Regions from separate parts of the Homo sapiens genome. Here region 1 is linked to region 2. A link is an interaction called in ENCODE POLR2A ChIA-PET data of the cell type or tissue named here. Cell type or tissue: MCF 10A. All regions are shown on one strand. Each heading gives the region's core, and the rest is flanking DNA. Links, peaks and the distances in the headings are about the cores only.

Region 1 (5,375 bases), core at 175-5,174, 1.2 Mb after region 2:
CATAGATTCAATTTAACATATATGTATATAAGCAGTTTATTTGGGCCAAGTTTTAGGGCTGTAACCTGGAAGCATAGATTCAAGTTTGCCCTGAATATATGCTTCCCATAAATTCAGTTTTATCTTGATTTATTACTTAAATTATTATTATTATTATTTTGAGACCGAGTCTCTTTCTGTCACCCAGGCTGGAGTGCAATAGTGTAATCTCGGCTCACTGCAACCTCCACCTCCCAGGTCCACGCAATTCTCCTGCCTCAGCCTCCTGAGTAGCTAGGATTACAGGCGTCTGCCACCACACCTGGCTAATTTTTGTATTTTTAGTAGAGACGGGGTTTCACCATATTGGTCAGGCCGTTCTCAAACTCCTGACCTCAGGTGATCCACCTGCCTCGGCCTCCCAAAGTGCTGGGATTACAGGCATGAGCCGGCACACCCAGCCTACTTAAACTATTTAACAGAAAATACTGAAATGTGACTGCATATGGTTTATTGCATATCTTTTTTTTTTTTTTTTTTTTTTTTTTTTTTTTTTTTTGAGACAGAGTCTTGTTCTGTCGCCAGGCTGTAGTACAGTGGTGATCTTGGCTCACTGCAACCTCCGCCTCCTGGGTTCAAGCGATTCTTCTGTCTCAGCCTCCCAAGTAGCTGGGATTACAGGCACGTGCGACCACGCCTAGCTAATTTTTGTAATTTTAGTAGAGACAGGGTTTCACTGTGTTGGGCAGGATGTTCTAGATCTCCTGACCTCGTGATCCGCCCACCTCGGCCTCCCAAAGTGCTGGGATTACAGATGTGAGCCACCACACCCGGCCATCATTTTTCAAAGAAAGTAACAAACTCCTTTCTCCTTGTGAGTAGAAATGTTTAAATGCTGTAGTCAGCCCGGGCACAGTGGCTCATGCCTGTAATCCCGGCACTTTGGGAGGCTGAGGTGGGTAGATCACCTGAGGTCAGGAGTTCGAGACCAGCCTGGCCAACATGGTGAAACCCCGTCTCTATTAAAAATACAAAAAATTAGCCGGACATGGTAGTTTATGCCTGTAGTCCCAGCTACCTGGGAGGCTGAGGCAGGAGAATTGCTTGAACCTGGGAGACAGGTTGCAGTGAGCCGAGATCGCACCATTGCACTCCAGCCTGGGCAACAAGAGCGAAACTCCATCTCAAAAATAAAATAAATGCTCTAGTCAATCTGTACTTTGAAACTGAATATTTACTGTTCCATTTAATCACCCTATGGGTACTCCATGAAGACAAGCTTTACTGTAGGAAATAGTAGCCTCTTCAAATTAAGAGAGTGGTATGGGTTTTAGCATCAAACTGTTAACCTCCCAAAGTCCCCTCCAAGTACTAACCAGGCCTGACCCTGCTTAGCTTCCGAGATGAGATGAGACTGGACGCGTTCAGGGTGGTATGGCCATAGACTGAAACTATTAACCTCTGATGCTTATGAATATAACCCTGTCCCTAGCCAAGGCAATTTTTTTTTTCCACCTGGTCATAGTTCCTTATTTTTCTTAGAACAAAAATAAAGTCTAACGAGCTTTGTTGTTCTGTCAAAAAGTAAATTTAGAGCCTGGGGCACAGTGATGTATGCCTGTAGTCCCAGCTACTCAGGAGGCTGAGGTGGGAGGATTGCTTGAGCTCAGGAGTTCAAGACCAGCATGGCCAACATAGTGAGACCCCATCTCTAAAATTTTTTTTTCTTTAATTTTTTTTTTTTTTTTTTTTTGATACGGAGTCTTGCTCATTCGCCCAGGCTGGAGTGCAGTGGTGCAATCTCAGCTCACTGCAAGCTCCGCCTCCCAGGTTCACGCTATTCTCCTGCCTCAGCCTCCAGGGTAGCTGGGACTACAGGTGCCCGCCACCACGCCCGGCCAATTTTTTTGTATTTTTAGTAGAGACGGGGTTTCACCATGTTAGCCAGGATGGTCTCGATCTCCTGACCTTGTGATCCACCTGCCTCGGCCTCCCAAAGTGCTGGGATTACAGGCGTGAGCCACCACGCCTGGCCTCTTTAATGTTTAAGTAAATTTAGTGTCAGGCTAAGACATAAGCAGTAATTTGTCTTCACTATTTGGGTTTGAAGTTTGCAGGTTTCAGGGAAAATCTGCAGCTGGTAAATTGAACAATTTAGTACTAACAAGAGTTTTGGCAGTTCCAGGGAGACTCCATCTTTCTCAGTCAGCAGATTCAGGGCAATTCAGAAAGCTTCTGTGTGATACTATAGCCCTGTCCCTGGAAGTATTTTGTTCTCTGTGAAGAGAAGTATCTTCATGTTTGTAATTTCCTTCCTGATTTTCGGCTTGTACCATCTAGGTATGTTATAATGTGTAATTTTTCTTTTTATGGTGGTTGAAACGAAGTTTTTTACTTGGCTCCCTTGTAGTGCTTGACAGAAGACAAGATCAGTCTTCTCCTACACTTGCTTGAAGATGAACTTGATCACCGAACTGATGAGAGAAAAACTACAATCAAATTAGGCTCAGACATCCAAGTCCACGTCACTGCCTGTATTCTCTCTGTGTGTGGCTGGGCGTGTAGGTGAGTCAGCAGATTTTGCCTGGAGACATGAACCATGACAACAGCATTACACCCATATATATCAGTCACTAATCGTATTTAGAAATCACATGGTGTTTCCCGTGAGAAAAAGAGACAAAGAAAAACTGGGTGGGGGATGGTGCGAGGAGAATGGATAATAAGAATTAGTAACAAAACCAGAATTGGAATTCAGGAATTCTTGGTGTTCACAACTGAACTTTGTTTCTTGTACTGTTGCTTCTTAACTGGGAATTTGTGTTCTCTTTTTTTTTTTTTTTTTTTTTTTTGAGACGGAGTCTCATTCTGTTGCCCAGGCTGGAGGGTAGTGGCGTGCGCGATCTCAGCTCACTGCAAGCTCCGCCTCCCGGGTTCACGCCATTCTCCTGTCTCAGCCTCCCGAGTAGCTGGGACTATAGGTGCCTGCCACACGCCCAGCTAATTTTTTGTATTTTTGGTAGAGACGGGGTTTCACCGTGTTAGTCAGGATGGTCTTGATCTCCTGACCTCGTGTTCTGCCTGCCTCGGCCTCCCAAAGTGCTGGGATTACAGGCGTGAGCCACCACACCAGGCTGAATTTGTGTTCTATAAACAGTGAACCTCCTTTCTAAAAATGGAAAGAAAATAAGCTCTTTTCTATTTTTAAGAAGGAAAAATAGAAAGGAAGTTCTTTTCTATTTTTAGAAAGGAAGAAAAATCCGCTTAATTGATAAAAACTACCATAGGAAACACCAGCTGGAGTCTTCTAGGCCCCCATGTTGCTATTTCCATTCCAGCTGCTCAATTTGGCATAGACTCCCACTATCCTTAATCTACCAAAGAGAGCATATTTAAAATACATCAAGATTGGTTCTGACAGTAAATAAATCTTGATGTATTTTAAATATGCTCTCTTTGGTAGATTAAGGAATGTTTTTTGTTTAAAGGGAAAAGACTTTAAGAGGGACAAGAGAGGGTGGGTACGGTGGCTCACACTTATTTAATCCCAGCACTTTGGGAGGCCAAGGCGGGTGGATCACCTGAGGTCAGGAATTCGAGACCAGCCTGGCCAACATGGTGAAACCCCATCTCTACCAAAAGTACAAAAATTAGCCGGGCATGGTGGCGGGTGCCTGTAATCCCAGCTACTCAGGAGGCTGAGGCAGGGGAATCACTTGAACCTGGGAGGCGGAGGTTGCAGTGAGCTGAGATCGCACCATTGCACTCCAGCCCGGGCAACAAGAGCAAAACTCTGACTCAAAAAAAAAAAAAAAAAAAAAAAAAAAAGAGGGACAGGAGAAACTTTTTGTGTTGTTGTTGTTGTTGGTCAGGCTGGTCTCGAACTCCTGACCTCAGGTGATCCACCCACCTTGGCCTCCCAAAGTGCTGGGATTACAGGCATGAGCCACTGCACCCGGCCGAGAAACTTTTAAAACATGCCTGCAAAACAGTCTTACCATAGAGAGCACACTAAGAACCCGAGGTCTTTCTATGGGAAATATGTGAGAGATGATGAAGTATGAAGCTGGGTCCTGAGACTGGAGCACAGAGGCTCTGATAGGACATGGTGACTGTTCCAGAAATTGGATGAGATAAGGCATACTCACAAGACATTGCACTTAGTCATTTGGAAATGTTACACTTTGAGAAAACTCTCTTTTTCATTCCTATCTAGTTCCTCTTTGGAATCCATGCAGCTCTCCCTGATAACATGTTCGCAATGTATGAGGAAGGTGGGGCTCTGGGGCTTCCAGCAGATTGAATCGTCCATGACTGACCTGGATGCATCCTTTGGCCTGACCAGCTCCCCAATCCCAGGCCTTGAGGGGCGACCAGAGCGCTTACCTCTGGTGCCTGAATCTCCTCGGAGGATGATGACCCGGAGCCAGGATGCCACTTTCTCCCCAGGCTCAGAGCAGGTATTCACTTAGCTTATTTGGGGTGGAATTTTAAACAACATTCTTGGCAAAAGTGTTGTTGGTAGAAAGTTGGAAATTAATTTAGGTGGATAGGCTTCTCTTCCCACTACATTGGTTACGATACCACATAGTGTTTCTGTTCACTAATGGGGAAGCTAAATTCAGCCAGACCCGGTGGCTCACGCCTATGATCCCAGCACTTTGGGAGACTGAGGCAGGCAGATCACTTGAGGTTAGGAGTTTGAGACCAGCCTGGCCAACATGGTGAAACCCCGTCTCTACCAAAAATGCAAAAATTAGCCAGGTGTGGTGGCAGGCACCTGTAATCCCAGCTACTTGGGAGGCTGAAGCAGGAGAATCACTTGAACTCGGGAGGCAGAGGTTGCCATGAGCCAAGATCGCCTCACTGCTCTCCAGCCTTGGCAACAAAGCGAGACTCTGTCTCAAAAAAAAAAAGAAAAAAGATTAAAGAAAGAAGTATTTCTGACCATAATCATTAATATCATTCGTGTACTTCCATTATCTCCCCTTTCCTTCAGGCTGAAAAGAGCCCTGGTCCCATTGTCTCTCGAACTCGGAGCTGGGACTCTTCCAGTCCTGTTGACCGTCCTGAGCCAGAGGCTGCTAGCCCCACCACCAGAACTCGCCCAGTGACCCGAAGCATGGGAACAGGAGACACCCCTGGCCTGGAGGTACCATCTAGCCCTCTGCGGAAAGCCAAGCGAGCTCGCCTCTGCTCCTCCAGCAGTTCGGTGAGTCCACCTCGCATGTAGCAGTGGCTGAGCATAAACAGCATATTGGGCCCTCCCTAGGCAGCATGGAGAAGCAGGCAGGAGCCCTTCCGTGGTCCAATGCAAAAAGTAGACCATGTGAATAAATTTAAAGTTGGATGACCAAAGGGAAAAAATGTCAGTCATGTTTTTTGCTCCTTTTTGT
Region 2 (5,375 bases), core at 238-5,237:
CCAGTCTTCTTTTTCTGCTTCCCCGTGGTCTCTGCTATAGGCTGGGCCCACATTATTTCCTTCTTCAATTACTGCATGATTCTACAAAGTGGTCCTCGTACTTCATGCTTGCTTTCTTTGCATCCAATCTTCACATTAAACCACTGAGAAAACGTCCTCAAAAGGCAGACCTGCCCCTCTCCTTCCCTGACAGAAAGTCAGTTAGTGGTTCCTGACCCTTCCAGATAGAATTCTGACCTGCCAGCATGACGGGCAAGAGGACACTTATAATCTGAGCCATGCTCCCCTCTCCAGCAGCATCTCCTGCCCCTTCCCCTGCATATTCTGATGTCAGCCACAACAACCCCCTTTGCATCCCCAAGGAGCTACGTGTTCTCTCTAGTCTCTGTGGCTGGGCACTGCTGCCACTCTACCTGGAGGGCCCTTTCTCCTCCCTTTCTGTATAAGCCTTCCATGCATTCTTGGGAGAGCGCTCCTGACTCTCCAATTTGAGGTAAGTGCTCTTCTGAATTCTCCTAATGCTTCCTGTGCTTGTCCCCATTGTGCCTCTCTGCTAAACTGTCAGTTCCTTGAGAACAAGGAATATACCAGCCTCCAGCTCAGTGCCTAGCAAGGTCAAATGTCTGTTGTATAAGTGAAAGAATGAAGAATGGGCATCTGGAATAAACATGTCTCCACACAGTGATTATAAGTACATCCTTTACCAGAGACTTCTTTTGTTGGGTGCCAATCATCCTCCAGATTGCACCAGCTGTGAGTGCTACATTGCCAAGGCATTGCAACTTGGACTGCTGGCCTCCATCCTGGAGGGCACTTCAACAAATGGGTCAGTTGCCCCAGCTCAGCTCTGGCTATCCCTGGCTGCCCCAATTTTGTTAGTCACCAGGGAGATCCTTAATGACCTCATGGCTGAACCCATGTGGCCTCTGTCAGCAGCTGGAGAGCCATTCCTAAGAGCTGAGATCGTGAGTCAGCCCTCATCTCATTGCCCAGGGAAGATTCCTTTCTCACTGGTTGTGTAACTTCACTCAGGCTATGTTTTCCTTAGTGGAGTCCAAGATTTGGAATCATTGTAAGAGGAGAAAATGGCAGGTAATCTCAGGAATGGAAAAGACCAGTTATGTTTCTCCAGGAGAGGGTTTCTTGGGGTGGGAGAAGGTGAGGAAAGTGGTAAGTGACCAGTGTTCATAGATAAGTAAGTAAATCAAAGGAAGACTTGAATGTATATGGATTCTTGTTCCCAGAGAATATAATAGATTATCTGGGAAAGAAGCCAGGACAAGAGAGACCTCTCAGCAGAGGCAGGTGCCCACCCATGTGGGTACATAGTGTGGTATTAAACAGCATTCAGCCTTCATCCCTGTTCCATCCACTTTTTCCTAAATCAGCAACACATCTCTTCTCCAGAAATGAGAAACCAACCAACTTTTCACGGTGAACCTGGACGAGATGAGAAAAAAAATGGATTTTGCTTCAGATTGAGTTCCCTTGCTACCAGTAAAGGGTTTACACAGAGGTAAACCCTTTAGGTAGAGGACGGAGCAACACAAAGGCACAATCTCACTTCTACCCCCTACAGTAAGTAAGCAAAAGATCCATTAAATGAGAAAATGTATGTGAAAGCACTTAGCACGGTGCTTGGCAAATGGATGAGAGTCAATAATATTGACTTTTTTGTTGTTGCATCTATGCTCAGTATAAGAACCCATAAGGCAATTTCGTTTGTAGAAAGGATAACTGGGGTACCAGCAGAGATAGAGGGGTAACTATCTCTAGCTGGCTGAGAGTTACATTTTTGCCAGTAGAGACTCTTTCCTTTGACTCTATTAAAAAACAAATACCAATTAGAGGCAAGACACTGTCTTCAACATTTCTATTTTACTATTAGTAGCTGATTATATTCTTTTTTTTCTTCTCACGTCTGTAATCCCAGCATTTTGGGAGGCCGAGGGAGGCAGATCACTTGAGCCTAGGAGTTTGAGACTAGCCTGGGCAAAATAGGGAAGCCTCATATCTACAAAAATAAATAAATAAATAAATAAATAAATAATAAATGTAATTAGCTGAGTGTGGTGGCACATGCCAGTAGTCTCAGCTACTTGGGAGGCTGAGGTAGGAGGATTGCTCGAGCCCGAGAGTTCACGGCTGCAGTGAGCCATGATGGTGCCACTGCACTCCAATCTGGGTGACAGAGTGAGACCCTGTCTCAAACACACACACGCACAAACAAAACAAAACAAAACAAAACAAAAAAGGCAGTAGCAGAGAGAAGTTAAAGGCATTAAACATCATAAATGGGGGAAATGTACAAATCTATTTCTTAACGCTAAGACAAAACCCTGCCAGTTCAAATGGGAATACTACTAGTCTAATAACTTCTACTATAGAAATAAATAATTTTAACAGCTGTAAGGTTCTAACAGAGATGAGACAGGAAATGTGGAAACCAAGGAACAACCCAGTCATTTGCCTCATACTGGGGCAGTTTTGATTGGACATTTAGGAGCGGTGGAAGTGGCATCAGTCAACAACTTAGAAGGTATAATTGTATTTGAGGGGGCAAAGGTAAACAGAAATCACAAGCACCTTCACACATATAAAGCTCTCAGTAAGCCAGGCATGGTGGCTCACGTCTGTAATCCCAGCACTTTGGGAAGCCCAGGCAGGCAGATCACAAGGTCAGGAGTTCGAGACCAGCCTGACCAACATGGTGAAACCCCATCTCTACTAAAAATACAAAAATTAGCTGGGCGTGGTGGTGCGTGTGCCTGTAATCCCAGCTACTCAGGAGGCTGAGGCAGGAGAATCGCTTCAACCCGGAAGGCAGAGGTTGCAGTGAGCTGAGATTGCGGCATTGCACTCCAGCCATGGTGACAAAAAAAAAAAAAAGAAAAAAGAAAAAGAAGAAAAGGTAAAAAAAAGCTCTCAGTAGGCATCTTCCAACTCTGCTTCATGTATCTTAACACAATGAGAAGTTACAACTCAGAGTACTTGGAAGTGCTCCATAGTGTTTGTTTAACCAAAATAAACAACAGAACAAAACAAAACTTGTACTTGTCAACACCAGTTTGCCATGTCCCACACTAGGTTTAATAAAGTGATCAGATTAATAGAGGCTCTGAAAACAAGCTAACTATGCCCTACATCTGTACAGTACTACCACACACACACATTCCACTCTCAACAGTGCCCTGAGATAGGTCAGCTTTACCCTCTCCATCTACAGGTACAGAAAGAAACCACATCACAAGAAGCAAAGCAGCTTGCTCAGATTAGCAAGATTGTCCTAGAATCCAAGATTCCAAACTCAGAATTTAATAGATAAAGTTAAAAGTCTAAAAACAGCCAGGCACAGTGGTTCACACCTGTAATCCCAGCACTTTGGGAGGCTGAGGCGGGCACATCACTTGAGGCCAGGAGTCCAGCCTGGGCAACATGGCAAAACCCCGTCTCTACAAAAAATTAGTCAAAAAAAAAAAAAGACTAAAATCACTTTATTGGAGGAAGGGGGATTTTCCTTAGTATTGTAATGAAGAGCTGTTACAGTTCAATAATTAAAAGGCAAAGACTGCAATAGAAAAATCAGCAAAGGACATGAACGAACAAATCATAAAAGAAGATCTCTGTAGCAATCAAAGAAATACTTTATTGTTAAACAGAATCTGCCTAAAATGTGGGTTTAGAGCTCTCTTCTAAGATAACCCAGACTAGACTTCATAGTCTAGGGTGAAGCTTTATGGGCCCTTTTTCTTGTCCTAATCCCAAACCCGAATCTTCTCATTTTAACACCCCTGGCTGGGGGTGAAGACACAAGAAAGCCAAGTGCACTTGGAAGAATTGTTTGGCATTCCCTGGGCCTCACAAGCAAACATCAGCAGCCGACAAGGCAGGGTGCAGAGGGCCGCCTCATGGAGCCTATGGCCCTGGATGTTCTCCGGTGACAAGTCAAGCCTATCTAGCTTTGTGCAGAGTGCCTGCAGCAGTGCTACTCAAAGTGTGGTCTGTGGGCTGATGGCACGGACATCCCCAAGGAGGTTATAGAAATGCAGGACCTTGGGCCCCCTCCCCAGGTGTCCAGAACAAGATCTGCCTCTCAGGGGCTTCAGAAGTGCGGCCCTAGGGCACCTGGCTTGGGCTTTGACCATCACAGGTGCACAGCAATCACGCATCTGCCCATTGAACAAAAGAGTGGACAGGATGGTCTCTGAGGTCCCTTTCAAAATAAATCATGAGACTTAATGAAAGCTGTCAGGATTCAGCTGAGTAAACTATAGTCATGCGTTGTTTAATGACAGGGATACGTTCTGAGAAATGCATTGTTAGGAGACTTCATTGTTGTTTGAACATCATAGAGTGCACTTACACAAACCTAGATGGGATAAGCCCACTGCACACCTAGGCTACATGGCATAGCCTATTGCTCCTAGGCTTCAAACCTGTATGACATGCTCCTGTACTGAATACTGTAGGCAGCTGTAACACAATAGTATTTGTGTATCAAAGCATATCTAAACATAGAAAAGGTACAGTAAAAAGACAGTATAGGGCCGGGCACAGTGGCTCACGCCTGTAATCCCAGCACTTTGGGAGGCCGAGGCCGGGGGCGGGGGGCGCGGATCACCTGAGGGCAGGAATTCGAGACCAGCCTGGCTAATGTGGTGAAACCCCATCTCTACTAAAAATGCAAAAATTAGCTGGGCGTGGTTGTGGGCACCTGTAATCCCAGCTACTCGGGAGGCTGAGGTAGGAGAATTGCTTGAACCTAGGAGACAGAGGTTGCAGTGAGCCGAGATCACGCCACTGCTCTCAGCCTGGGCAACAGAGCGAGACTCTGTCTCAAAAAAAAAAAAAAAAAAGACCGTATAATAATCTTATGGGATCACCATTGTACATGCAGTCTGTCACTGACCGAAATGTCATTATGCAGCACTTGACTGTATCACCATTTTACAAAGGCCTTTAAGTAAGATTAACAAATTAATAACAGTGATTTGGTTCTGATATTTTTGACCGTGAATTTAGAGTTTCTTATTAGTATCATGTCACTGGGCTTTTTTATATGCCCAGGAGGCACCAACAAGGCGTAAAGCCTTTTCTCATTCGTCCCTTCTAGTCCACCTCTTACAAAACAGAAAGCATTGGGATGTAAAATCAAATGAGTAGAAATGAGAACGGAGCTGCAAAGGCTGGAGGAAAGGGTGCCGCCGTGTAGGGGTGTCGCTCTTTTCCCTGCCTTTCCACAGAGAGCAGAGCCCAGAAGCATTCACCTTGTACATTCGGGCATATGTGCAGAGGAGGGGCGGATGAAGAGGGAAAGAAAAGACTAGAAAGAGGAAAGAAGGGGCCAAGAATCAAGGACCCCTGTGCCAACACAG

The links. ChIA-PET counts read pairs that join two places held together with the same protein. Peaks named below come from ENCODE experiments on the same cell type or tissue, not always from the same donor. Only the 100,000 strongest peaks of a DNase experiment are listed, where the experiment ranks them.
Region 1: POLR2A ChIA-PET joins it to region 2 with 6 read pairs; 2 of 35 experiments call an interaction of 5 or more read pairs at or near these places.

Annotation. Positions count from the first base shown.
Region 1 is chr7:130,023,327-130,028,701 of GRCh38, reverse strand. It overlaps ZC3HC1 (zinc finger C3HC-type containing 1), which reads left to right. Exons shown (of 10, transcript NM_016478.5): 6 at 2,390-2,544; 7 at 4,196-4,439; 8 at 4,979-5,191. It overlaps UBE2H-DT (UBE2H divergent transcript), which reads right to left. Exons shown (of 4, transcript XR_007060520.1): 4 at 2,390-2,453. It also overlaps the pseudogene RNA5SP245. Among named protein-coding and RNA genes, the nearest start is that of ZC3HC1, 25 kb to the left of the region's middle. In MCF 10A, for the core only: no CTCF peak of the experiment used is centred there; a DNase peak (open chromatin) is centred at 2,561.
Region 2 is chr7:131,244,750-131,250,124 of GRCh38, reverse strand. It overlaps a transcript of MKLN1 not described here. Among named protein-coding and RNA genes, the nearest start is that of MKLN1-AS, 80 kb to the left of the region's middle. RefSeq lists enhancers at 3,502-4,093, 5,278-5,375. In MCF 10A, for the core only: no CTCF peak of the experiment used is centred there; a DNase peak (open chromatin) is centred at 944.